Linked DNA regions of Homo sapiens: region 2 is linked to region 1. A link is an interaction called in ENCODE POLR2A ChIA-PET data of the cell type or tissue named here. Cell type or tissue: Caco-2. All regions are shown on one strand. Links, peaks and the distances in the headings refer to the core of each region. The heading gives the core; the rest is flanking DNA. Region 1 overlaps CRYZL1 (crystallin zeta like 1). Region 2 overlaps ITSN1 (intersectin 1).

Region 1 (6,534 bases), core at 1,368-3,867:
GCCTCGGCCTCCCAAAGTGCTGGGATTACAGGCATGAGTCACCGCGCCCGGCTCTGTGAACTTCTTGAGGTATCTCTAAAGATTCCACAATTGTTTCTTTAATTTTCAGAGTAATTATGTGGTAAGACTATTTTTTATGCAAATTTTACAGAAGTATAAAATATAGAAAAGTACACAAATCCTTGAAGCGCATAACTTGTTGAATTTTACAGTGTGAATATGCCCACATCATGGCAGGAGACACATCATCATACACCTCCAGAAGTTCCCTGTGTCCCCTTCTCCTCCTAAGGAGACCCAATATCCTAAATTTTAACAGCACAGATTAGTTTTGTCTGCTTTTGAACTTTATATAAATAAAATTATACTCTTTAATGTCTGTTTTCTTTCTTTCTATATTAGGTTTGTGAGTCTCACTCATGTTGTTACTTGTAGTTGTATTCCATTCATTCGTATTGCTACATAGTACTCCACTGTATAAACAAATTGCTATTTATCCATTCCACTATAGACAGACACTTGAATTGTTTCCAGTTTGGGGCTCTTATGAATTGTTCTGTTAAAAACATTCTTGTATATACTTTTTGGTAAGAATACTATTATTTCATTTATTCTATGAATGAGGAAAGTGAGTCTTAGCTTAAAGCATGTAGCTGGTGTCTCATAGCACCAGCTGGGCCAGAACTGGGATATAAACTAGGTGCTACTTCTTCCAAAGTCATTACTCCTAACCATGGCTTTTAATGGTTTCCTACTGAGCTGCTAACATTAGATATATCAATTAAAGTTGAATACTTTTTTTTTTTCTTTTTTTTGCAACAGAGTCTTGCTCTGTCGCCAGGCTGGAGGGCGCAGTCTCGGCTCACTGCAACCTCCATCTCCCAGGTTCAAGCGATTCTCCTGCCTCAGCCACCCGAGTAGTTGGGACTATAGGCACGTGCCACCACACTTGGCTAGTTTTTGTATTTTTAGTAGAGAGGGGGTTTCACCATGTTGGCCAAGATGGTCTTGATCTCCTCACCTTGTGATCCGTCTGCCTCGGCCTCCCGAAATGCTGGGATTACAGGCATGAGCCACCGCACCCGGCCTAAAGTGGAATACCTTTAAGATAATAATTAAGTACCTATTGATAGTTCTGGCTACATAATTTGCAGAGCCTAGTGCAAAATGGAAATGTGGGAAGCCTTGTCTAGAAATTATTAGAATTTCAAGATAGCAGAGCATGAAATCAAGCAAAAGTCTCTTCTGAATCTGAGGTCAGTGAGACTGCATAGGCCATATGTCCATAAAGCCAGCCCTCTGTGTTGAATGTTAGTGGATCTACTTGGATCCAAATACGTAAAGAGTTTTTACAGAGTGTAGTTGAGCAATGGTTGTTGGTTTCTCGGACGTGATAATCAAACGCTGGAATTAACAGAAATGAATACACATTCAAGACATATATAGAAATTACGTATGTAGCATGTATCAATGAAGTATATAAAAGCAGGATTAAGCTAGGTTAAATGATTAATTCTAACGCTTTGGTTGCAGAAGGTCTTTGTGTCAATGTTTTTGTTTGGGGGCTGGGGAGAACCGAAGCATGGATACAACATTTACGTATTCCCTCCAGCATTAAATCTAACCTCCTTTGAAGGCTCTCTAAAATGCATACTCTCTCTCCCTACTCTACCTTACTGCTTCCACAATGTCCAAGCACATACCCTCTATCTAGTTAGTATGACTTTACATCATATGGTTACCCCATCTCAGAGCTTCTAGGCATGGCCTGTTCTCTGACAGAATGCTGTAATTTAGATTCTGCTAAGTAAATAAAGTTCAAGTTCTACCCCCTCTCTGGAATCATCCCCAGTGACACTCACTCCATTTGTTCCATGCTTCCCGATTTCATTACACACTAATGAAACCTTGCTTTATTTATTTACTAACTAGCGGGCTTTCCCAACCATTGCCTGGGAAATATATCCATTATTATTAAATAAAAAAAAAAACAACTCTGTTCCTACTCAGTCTGGAGTTACTAGAATTGCCTTTTTGAGAAGTGGAACAATTACGTATCAATGCCTTGATTTCAAAGCATCTTGCTTTGTGATACTGGAAGCTACTGTTTTCTCTGCCCATTGAATCTTGAAATATATGGCATGTCTCCCAGATAAGCAGTCACATGGACCTTAGACTGTGCCCCAATTTCAAAGACCCTGGAAGATAACTGCTTGTTTGTACCCCTAGTATCCCTTAAAACAAACAACAACAACAATATATATATATATATATATATATAAAATAATGGCAATATTTTTAGTCACATCATCCTAAATAGTTTCTCTAAATTAGGTGAAAATTGCCCTGGTTGGTGGAAAAAAGTAATGTTCAGTTGGTCCAATTGAGAATTGTATGGGAACAAAAATATCCTTAAAGTTACAAAGTAAAGAAAGAGAGGTGTTTTTACAAAAGTAGCCAGAAGAAAACTGAGGAAATATTTGTCTTGAAAGCCCAAAAAAAGAATACTGAGTTCCTAGTACTAGGAAAATGGTAGAATGGATGGTATTCAAGGCCCACATGGTTTCCTAGGCAGATTAAATAAAACAGTCTATTACGTAACAAAATTGTATTTCATTTTATTTTTTGTTTTTTGTCTCACACTCTGCCAAGTCTCATGTTATTTAATAAAATTTGTATTGACTTAAAATACATTTGCACATAGGACATAAAAGTATTAAACTTTTTTTTTTTTTTTTTTTTTTGAGACGGAGTCTCGCTCTGTCGCCCAGGCTGGAGTGCAGTGGCGCCATCTCAGCTCACTGCAAGCTCCGCCTCCTGGGTTCACGCCATTCTCCTGCCTCCGCCTCCGGAGTAGCTGGGACTACAGGCGCCCACCACCACACCTGGCTAAATTTTTTTTGTATTTTTTAGTACAGACGGGGTTTCACCGTGTTAGCTAGGATGGTCTTGATCTCCTGACCTTGTGATCCGCCTGCCTCGGCCTCCCAAAGTGCTGGGATTATAGGCGTGAGCCACCGCGCCCGGCCATAAAAGTATTAAACATTTTATAAAATAAAAATATAAATTAAAATGTATAGGCCGGGCATGGTGCTCACGCCTGTAACCAGAACTTTGGGAGACCGAGGCGGGTGGATCATGAGGTCAATAGATACAGACCATCCTGGCCAAGATGGTGAAATCCTGTCTCTACTAAAAATACAAAAATTAGCTGGGCGTGGTGGCGTATGCCTGTAGTCCCAGCTACTCGGGAGGCTGAGGCAGGAGAATCGCTTGAATCTGGGAGGCAGAGGTTGCAGTGAGCTGAGATCGCGCCACTGCACTCCAGCCTGGCAACACAGCGAGGCTTTGTCTCAAAAATAAATAAATGAACAAATAAATAAAACAAAATATATAATATGACATTTCTAAGAAAAGTCATGTAACTTCAAAATTATAAGTTCTACTATAAATTTTACTATACCAAAAAAGTATGATATAAAACTTTTTGCCCAGAGTGGTGGCTCACACCTGTCATCCCAACAATTTGGGAGGAGGCTGGGGTAGGAGGACTGCTTCAGCCCAGGAGTTCCACAGCCTGGGCAACAAAGCAAGACCCTGTCTCTTAAAATACAATAAATAAATAAATAAGCCTGGCGTAGTGGTGCTCACCTGTAGTTCTATCTAGGCATTGGAGGCTGCTTTGAGCTATAATCAACACTGCACTCCAGCCTGGACAACAGAGTGAAACCCTGTCTCTTAAACATACAAAACTTTTTAATTACAATAAACCTGTTTAAAAATGTAGGCTGATATAGCCTGTGAAAAGCATAGAAATTTTATACTTTTACAGGTATATCAGAATTTCAAAATGTTTGAATTAATCCACAAACTGAGGATTATGTTAGTAATACTATAAATTTTTATATTGGCCATACAGTAAACTTACTAAAAAATCTGGAGAAACAAAAATTAAGGAGATAATACCAATTTAGAATAATTTTTAGCAAAAGCAGAACGAGAACTTTGCATAAATTAAACACTTGACTACAAACACTTCAAGAAAGTAGTTAATAAAAATACTGATCTGTTAAGGGATTTCTAAAAAATCAATGGGAAGTAGTTTCAAATGGTTTCATCCTTCTTATAATAGCAACATGAACTCCACTTGCTCCTCTGTTACACTCAATCCCCCAAGAAGCTCATCTATTCTTTTTTCTTTTTAGACAGTTTCACTCTGTCGCCCAGGCTAGAGTGCAGTGGCGCGATGTCGGCTCACTGCAAGCTCCGCCTCCGGGGTTCACGCCATTCTCCTGTTTCAGCTTCCCGAGTAGCTGGGACTACAGGCGCCCGCCACTGCGCCCGGCTAATTTTTTGTATAAAACTCATCTATTCTTAGTTGTAAATAAAACCTCTACAAATCATTCCTTACCTACACTTTCAGGCCAAAAGTGTTTTGAGCATCAGACCAACTTCAAATTTAACAGACACAAAGCTGGACTCATCTTTCCCCCAAACAAGATTTTGCTGTACTCTCTAGTCATCAAGAATAATTTAGATCGCTGGGCGCGGTGGCTCACGCCTGTAATCCCAGCATTTTTGGAGGCCGAGGCGGGCGGATCACGAGGTCAGGAGATGGCGACTATCCTGGCTAACACGGTGAAACCCCGTCTCTACTAAAAATACAAAAAATTAGCCGGGCGTGGTGGCGGGTGCCTGTAGTCCCAGCTACTTGGGAGGCTGAGAAGGGAGAATGGCATGAATCCGGAAGGCGGAGCTTGCAGTGAGCCGAGATCGCGCCACTGCACTCCAGCCTGGGCGACAGAGCGAGACTCTGTCTCAAAAAAAAAAAAAAAAAGAGTACCTTAGATCCATCCCATCACCTTCACCTCAATGCCTGGGGCTCGGGCTGTGGCGATAGGCTGCCAAATGCTTTCAATACTCTCCCTCATTCAACTCATCTATTCCCCTATGGTTAATTTAATTCCTGAAAGTCCAAACTCCTCTTCTTACATGCTCAAATTTTTATTAGTCCCCAACACAAACTTTATAATACTATGGCCACTCCAGGTTCAGAGTTCGGTTATAATGTTTCTAACCTACCTTCATTTTTAAGGAAAGCAAAGATATATATAAACAGCTACACAAGAGAAAAACATATATATATATATATATATATATATATACACACACACACACATATAAACAGCTAGACAAGAGAAAAACAGATGAAGTCAACTCTGAAATGTGGCCCTGTATGCTCAACCTGGTCACCATGCCAGGCTCTCTTGGGCAGTATCCAATACCCTATTACCCATCCATCGTTGGGACCTGTGCATAGCATTATAATACTAGCTGGATTGTTAGGGGGAAATCTTCAGTTATATTTTGATCATTTGGGAAAAGGTGAATTAATGTTAAATTTTAACAATGTTCACATTAATCTGTGAGACTTTTTGTACATATTCACACATTGGAAAAAGAAATATGCCCAAATATTTGATTAAAAAGAATATAGTCACCATAATCAAAGCAACTAGCTGGAGGTTTGGCTCAAATATATTCTGCAGGGTGTGGAGGATGGTAGTCCTAATGGGTCAGGTCTGCTTTTTTTTTTTTTTTTTTTTGATACGGAGTTTTGCTCTGTCACCCAGGCTGGAGTGCAGCTGCATAATCTTGGCTCACTGCAACCTCCGCCTCCCGGCTTCAAGTGATTCTCCTGCCCCAGCCTCCCGAGTAGCTGGGATTACAGGCGCACGCTACCACACCCAGCTAATTTTTTTGTATCTTTAGTAGAGATGGGGTTTCACCATGTTGGCCAGGCTGGTCTCGAACTCCTGACCTCCTGATCCACCCACCTCGGCTTCCCAAAGTGCTGGGATTACAGGCGTGAGCCACTGCACTTGGCCTGCTTCTTAAAGAGGGTAGTGAATGCATGGTTATAACAGTTGAGGATATCTCTACATGGTATAGTCAACAGTCTCTAGAAATATGTATATTCAAAGGACACTTTGCACTAGCAATGAGTCCACAGGTGTTTTGGGTGTTTTGCTGTGCACAACTGCAGTGCTCTTTTGTGCCTGTTATTATATAAGATGGGCACAGGAGATATTGTGACAGTGGCTTATATCTGGCTAAACCTTGTAAAGCAATTCCAGCTGATAATATAAGAACTTTAGGCATTATAACTTAAAACTAAATGGAAAATGCGTAACATTAGATGGTCCCTATCACTAGAGGGACTGAAACAGAGGATGGGTACATATTACACAGGCTTCATAAAGCAGATTCCAGAGTCAACTGAGTGGGACAGGTGGATCAAATGACCATTTAGTTCTCTTCTAATTGTGACAATCTTGATAAATATTATCAAGGCATATTCGATTGAATTTATACATGTGTGGCATAATCTCTACATCTTATGCAACTTGAGATCTAAAGATAGATAAAGGAGCAGAAAAGGAAAATTGTTTCTTTTTTGCCTACAGTGGCTCTCAACAAAGAACTCTTTTGGATCTCAAAAGAATTTTTGATGACCTCCCCACCTCCATGAGG
Region 2 (6,534 bases), core at 2,451-4,950, 97 kb after region 1:
AGTGTAAAGTGGTCCCCTCTGCCCACCTCTTTCCCTTTACCTTGGTAGCACTTATCACCATGTAAAATAATCTGGTTTGTTCTCTTGTTAGTTCTGCTTGCACTAAAATATAAGCTCTGTGGTGCTAGGAACTGTGTCTTTTTCATAGATATAACCCCAATTTCCAGATAGATGCCCAGCCCCCCACTCCCCCCTGCCCCATAATTGGTTTTTGAATGAATGAGAATGAATGACTGGATTAGTCTGCACTGCTGCTGGGTCTCACCTCCAGCCCAAGGGGCAGCAGGTGAGAGATGAGCAGCCTGAGGCCAGGCTTTGTGGATGAACTGGGCTCCTAAAGGAATCTGTAGGTGCCAACACTGCAGGGAATGAGGTGGGACAAGAGGAGCCTGGCCTCATCCCTTCATCCTGTAACACACACAAAGTAGTTTCAGAATTGTTACATTCACCTCCACTACAAACAACAAATTTAGGCCCAGTGCAGTGGCTCATGCCTGTAATCTCAGCACTTTGGGAGGTCGAGGCAGGAGGATCACTTGAGCCCAGGAGTTTGAGACCTGCCTGGGCAACATAGTGAGACCCCGTCTCTACTTTAAAAAAAAAATTATCCAGGTATGGTGGCACATGCCTGTAGTCTCAGCTACTCAGAGGATGGGGTGGGAGGATCACTTGAGCTGAGGATTCAAGCCTGCATTGCGCTATGATTGTGCCACTGTACTCCAGCCTGGGCAACAGAGTGAGACCCTGTCTCAAACAAACAAACAAATAAAAAAAAAAAAAAGAACCTAGTAAGTAGTGTAAACCAAAAAGTATCTGAGACAAGAGGTCTCAATCATTTTAGGAGTTTATTTTGCTAAAGTTAAGGACATGCCGGGAGGAAATAAGCACAGAATCACAGAAACTGTGCTTTTCTCCAACGATGATTTTGATGGCTTCAGTATTTAAAGGGAACAGGTAGGCTGGAGGGCAAAGAGGGAGGATATGGTAATCCATATATTGCCAGAGAAAAGGAGCAGGCAGGGGAATAGTCAGTTAGGTAATAGTAAATCAGTAAAGTGCTCAGTAAGTCGGCACTTTACATAAGATAAAATGGAACATAAAGTAGCCTGTAGAGGTGTTTGACCTTTTATTTGTAGCTCCCTGCTTAGGAACAAAGGGACTCAGCTTTCAGGGACTCAGCTTTCAGCTTACTTTTCTACCTTTTGCATAGTGAATTGAAGTCCTGCGTTTTTATTTTCCTTTCACAGTAGATTTCAAGATTACTTTGTAGTTCCTTTTGTTTTTAAACAGAGGACATATAAAGTACTATGTGAAGTTACTTGGACTAGGCTTTTTTTTCTACCTCTTACGTGGATATGTTAGTTATTTATAATATGATTAGGTTTATTTTCATTTTTATTTAATTTAGATATGCCTCCTCATCTTTGTGGACTTAATTTTATTATTTAAATACATAACAGATTAAAAAGGTTCTAAAAACCGAAACTAACAAAAAGGTGTGCTCAGACAAGGTCACTCCCTCTTCTATCCCTTTACCCTGTTTCCACCCATTGTATTAGTTTCCTGTTATCCTTCATTTATTTTTGTTGGAAAAAAGCAGGTACATAATGTATATAACGTGTATGTATTCATATTTAAATTACTTCCTTTCCTCCTTACATTAAGGTAACCTGCTATAAATGCTCTCTGTTCTTTTTTTTTTTTTTTTTTTTTTTTTTTTCTGGAGACAGAGTCTTGCTCTGTCACCCAGGCTGGAGTGCAGTGACGTGATCTCGGCTCACTGCAACCTCCATCTCCTAGGTTTAAGCAACTCTCTGCCTCAGCCTCCTGAGTAGCTGGGATTACAGGCACGTGCCACCATGCCCAGCTAATTTTTTGTATTTTTAGTAGAGATGGGGTTTCACCATCTTGGCCAGGCTGGTCTTGAACTCCTGACCTCATGATCCACCCTTCTCGGCCTCCCAAAGTGCTGGGATTACAGGCGTGAGCCACCGTGCCCAGCCTGTTTTTTTGTTTTTGTTTTTGTTTGAGATGGAGTCTTGCTCCGTCACCCAGGCTGGAGGTGCTATCTTAGGTCACTGCAACCTCCGTCTCCCAGGTTCAAGCAATTCTCATGCCTCAGTCTCCCAAATAGCTGGGACTACAGGCGCCCGCGTGCCCAGCCAATTTTTGTGTTTTTAGTAGAGACAGGGTTTCACCTTGTTGGTCAGACTGGTCTCGAACTCCTGACCTCAGGTGATCCACCTGCCTCGGCCTCCCAAAGTGCTGGGATTAGAGGCATGAGCCACCGCGCCCAGCCGTAACTACCATATTTCCATAAATTTCTTAGAATTTTCATTACCAGGGATTCCCCACAGTTATGTTTATTGAGAAAAGCGTTTTTTGAGTATCACGACATTTTCAACTAAATGTTGGGATTGTCGTATGTGGTTTAAAGTCAAGTCCCTAGAACCTCATGGTTAAGTTTCTTCTCCTCACCCATGAAAACACTTCTGTAGGACACCTTTAGAGTCTAATTAAGCCATTACCTAAAGTCTTCTCCCCTAACCTACTCATTATCCCACACTGGATATTCCTGTTTCTCACCAGAGACCATACTGGGCAGTGGTGTGGGGAACAGGGAGTGGGCACCTGCCTGACTGATTGATTGGTTTTAGTGTGCATGTTGATGTTGATTTTTATTAATGGGAACTCTTCCCCACCAAACCGTTTTAAATAGTTGCGTATCTTTTAAAAAACTACTTAGCAAAAGAAGGAAGTTCACCATTTCATTTTATTTACTTAGTTTCCTTTATAAAACCTGAAAGGTAGTACAAAAATAAAGCAACCAGAAGCCAGTTTCATTTATGAGCATAGATCCAAAAAAGTCAAAATCTTAGCAAATAGAATTTCACAATGTATGAAAAGAATACACAATGACCAACTTTATGCCAGAGGTGCAAGATTGGTTCAGAGTCGAAAAATTCTATCAACATTAGTCATTATTTCAGCAGATAAAAGGAAGAAGAAAACTTGTGATCGGATTGGTAATTACAGATTAGGCACCCGATGAAAAATACAGTAACCATTTCTAATAAGTAGAAAGGAAACTACTTAAATATGTGAGACTACTATCCATGAAAAGAGTCAAACTCTGTAAAATATTTGAAAAGGTTTATTCCAAGCCGAATATGAGTCACCAATGGCCTGTGACACAGCCCTCAGGAGATCCTGAGACCATTTGCCCAAGGTGGTTGGTATATAACATGGTTTTATACATTTTAGGGAGACATAAGACATCAATCAATATATGTAAAATGTACACTATTTCGGTCTGGAACAATGGGACAACTGGAAGCAGAGGCTTCCAGGTCATACGTGGATTCAAGAGTTTTTAATTGGCATTTCATTGAAAGAGTTATTATCCAAAGAGCTGGAATCAATAGAAGGGAATGTGTGGGTTATCATAAGTGGTTTTGGAGAACAAAGTTTTGTCATGCGGGTGAAGCCTCCCGGTAGTAGACTTCAGAGAAAATAGATGGTAAATATTTCTTATCAGACTTTAAGAGCCTCCTTTATCAGTCTTAAGGCCTGTGTTGATGCTAATGCTGGTCAGCTGGGCCTGAATTCCAAAAGGGAGGAGGGTATAATGAGGCATGTCTGACTTCCTCTTCCCATCTTGGCTTGAACTAGTTTTTCAGGTTAATTTTGAAATGCCCTTGGCTGAGATGAGGGGTCCATTCAGATGGTGGGGGGCTCAAAATTTTGTTTTCAGTTTACATTACTTTCCAGAAATCACTACCAACTGTCATTCTAAACAATGAACTCTATTAAACTATTAGCTCTAGTAAATCTACTGTTTCATTTAAACTCAGAACTGAGCAAGAACGCATTCAGTAATGTCTTAGAAGGCAGTAAGACCAATAAAAAAGATTGGCCTAAATATTGGAAAAGAAAGATAATGCTCATTTTTTTCTAGTTATGTGATTGTATACTTAGTACACCCAAGAGATTTTAGTTTTAAAACATTAATAAGAACTTGTAGGAGTCTGGTAGGATAGCTAAATACAGCCTAAATAATTTTTTAAAATAAAAAATGTTCTCTGTGCTTGAAATAAGCACCTAAAAATGGAAATGGGGGGAATGTTTCATCTAAAATCTGGCAAAAATGATAAAATTCTTCAGAATACATTTAGCAAGAAAAGCATATTATATGAAAAAAGTGATACAATTTTATTAAAGGAAATAGTATATTTGAACAACCGGAAAGATTGTCTTTTCTTTGGTTGGGTAAACTATTGGTGCAAAAGCAATTGTGGTTTAATCAATTCTCCAAAAATCCCCTTCTAAGGCAGTTTTTGGATCCCAGTAGGGTTGTTTGTATAACAGATAAAATAATCTAAATGTTCATAGGAAAATAGACACCCATGAATAACCAAGGGGGAAAAAAAACCTTCCCAGACCTTCCCGGATCACAATATACCAGAGAGCCAGTGTGATCAAATCATTGTAATATTGACCTGGAAATTGTTCAGTCAGAACAGATAGTCCAGAAATAGTTCTCACTTCATATGAACATTTGATACATGATAAAAATGTATATTAGTTCAGTGAGAAGAAGAGGGATTGATTAATAAATATTACTGGGAAAGCTAGGAATCCATGTAGAAGAAATGTGATTGGACCCTGGAATAACTCCCCCACCCCTACCCATAATTATTGGTTTAAGGATTGAAATGAAATAAAATAATACAATGTTAGAAAATCAAGGACTAACAACCTTCTAATCATATGATAAAAGAAATATTTTATATACAAAAATTTAGAATTTTTATGCCGTACATATACATAAATCAACAAATAATGAATTTTTAAAAGTCTTTCAGCAGTCAGCAGATAAACAGTTAATTTGTGATACACTATGAGCTCTTATAAACTAACAACAAAAGACATGCAATATATAGAAAATTTGGCAAAGGATTTGAATAAGCAGTTCATAGAAGTGCAAATCCAAATGGCCACGAAATACAGAAAAATGATGCTCAGGTTCACAAGTAGTGAGAAGAATTCAGATTCTGAATTCTTTGCTGAAGGGCCCATGACTACAGGAGAATGGGGAACTCCTATCTGAGGCAAAAAGGTTTCTGCAACCACAGAGCTTTGTTTCCTGCGTTATGATCCTTATTTTCTAAAATGTGCCAACTTTTACAATCTTGATCACTTTTAGAGATTTTTTTATCTTTGTCTTATGCCATACTTTTTATTGTGTTACATGTTTTCTTTCTTTGAGTTAATTCCAGCTATGCAGAATTGTTTTCTGTGTAACTTAATTTTCTTTTGTGAACACTGTCCGGATATGGCTCAGTCTAAAAGATCATGGTATTTTAATTGAACTGTCTTATTTAGATCTTTCAAATACATTTTTCATAATATTGGTTTAAAAAAATCCTCATGCTTTTAATATCTGGATTAAAAGAAATAAAATCTGAATAAAACTTTTTTATGCAGAAGAGGTTAAGTCATGAATATGCACAGTTTTGATGATATAATGTAGTTTCCAGTTACAAGGACAAACTTTTGCTTACTTGATCTTAGCCAAAAGGCCGAGAAGCGATTCCTTTTGCTTACTCTTCTTTGAGAAAATACTTTACATTAAAGCTCATTACAGTTTGCACTTGGACCGTGTATATTTGAGTACCATTTTCAAATAGCAGACACATTTTGTAAGCTAACTTACAAAATTGTTGAGTGATATGGGGCATGATTCTAAAGAAAAGTTAGTTTCAAGAGCTTTAGAGGTTTAGTAGCATTATAGTTGAGTAACCCTAGCATAGCATAAGTAGGTAGCATAGCATACTGTGTCATGTTCCCACATTGAGGTTTGTAGAGCTCTACAAAGAATGCAATCTAAGTATCTCTAGCAATATTAACATTCCGCTTCTAAATCTTTTTCTTTTCTAATAGCTTTATTGTGAAAGAATTCACATAATAAAATTTACTCGTTTAAAGTATCTAATTCATTGGTTTTAGTTTATTCACAGAGTTGTGCGACAGTCACTATTAGCTAATTTTAGAATGTTTTCATCACTTCAGAAAGAAACCCCTTTTGATGTCTAAAGTACAAATCCTCACACTGAGGCTGAAAATTACCTGCTAAAGTGGCAGAGTGAAAGATATTTTATGTTTATATAAAACTTGGCCAGTATTTACAGGCTATTCCCCATAGTTTGGTAAACAGTTATGTTTTCTGTTGTTGTCTCTAGGGGTAAGAGTGCTAATTATTTTGTTTTCGTGTTGGTGGGAGTGGTGGTTTTGGAAAGGTTCTTTTATGGTCACAGTTGTTCTCAGGCCATGCTGTTGGTTTGCAGGGCACTAGCTGACATGAATAATGATGGAAGAATGGATCAAGTGGAGTTTTCCATAGCTATGAAACTTATCAAACTGAAGCTACAAGGATATCAGCTACCCTCTGCACTTCCCCCTGTCATGAAACAGCAACCAGTTGCTATTTCTAGCGCACCAGCATTTGGTAAGTCTGAAAATGAATTGGTTTCT

Evidence for each region. Peaks named below come from ENCODE experiments on the same cell type or tissue, not always from the same donor. Only the 100,000 strongest peaks of a DNase experiment are listed, where the experiment ranks them.
Region 2: POLR2A ChIA-PET joins it to region 1 with 5 read pairs; 3 of 35 experiments call an interaction of 5 or more read pairs at or near these places.

What each region holds. Positions count from the first base shown.
Region 1 is chr21:33,632,625-33,639,158 of GRCh38, forward strand. All of the region lies in intron 1 of CRYZL1 (crystallin zeta like 1), which reads right to left. Among named protein-coding and RNA genes, the nearest start is that of CRYZL1, 5.8 kb to the right of the region's middle. In Caco-2, for the core only: no CTCF peak of the experiment used is centred there; no DNase peak of the experiment used is centred there.
Region 2 is chr21:33,728,697-33,735,230 of GRCh38, forward strand. It overlaps ITSN1 (intersectin 1), which reads left to right. Exons shown (of 40, transcript NM_003024.3): 5 at 6,348-6,508. Among named protein-coding and RNA genes, the nearest start is that of ITSN1, 89 kb to the left of the region's middle. In Caco-2, for the core only: no CTCF peak of the experiment used is centred there; a DNase peak (open chromatin) is centred at 3,585.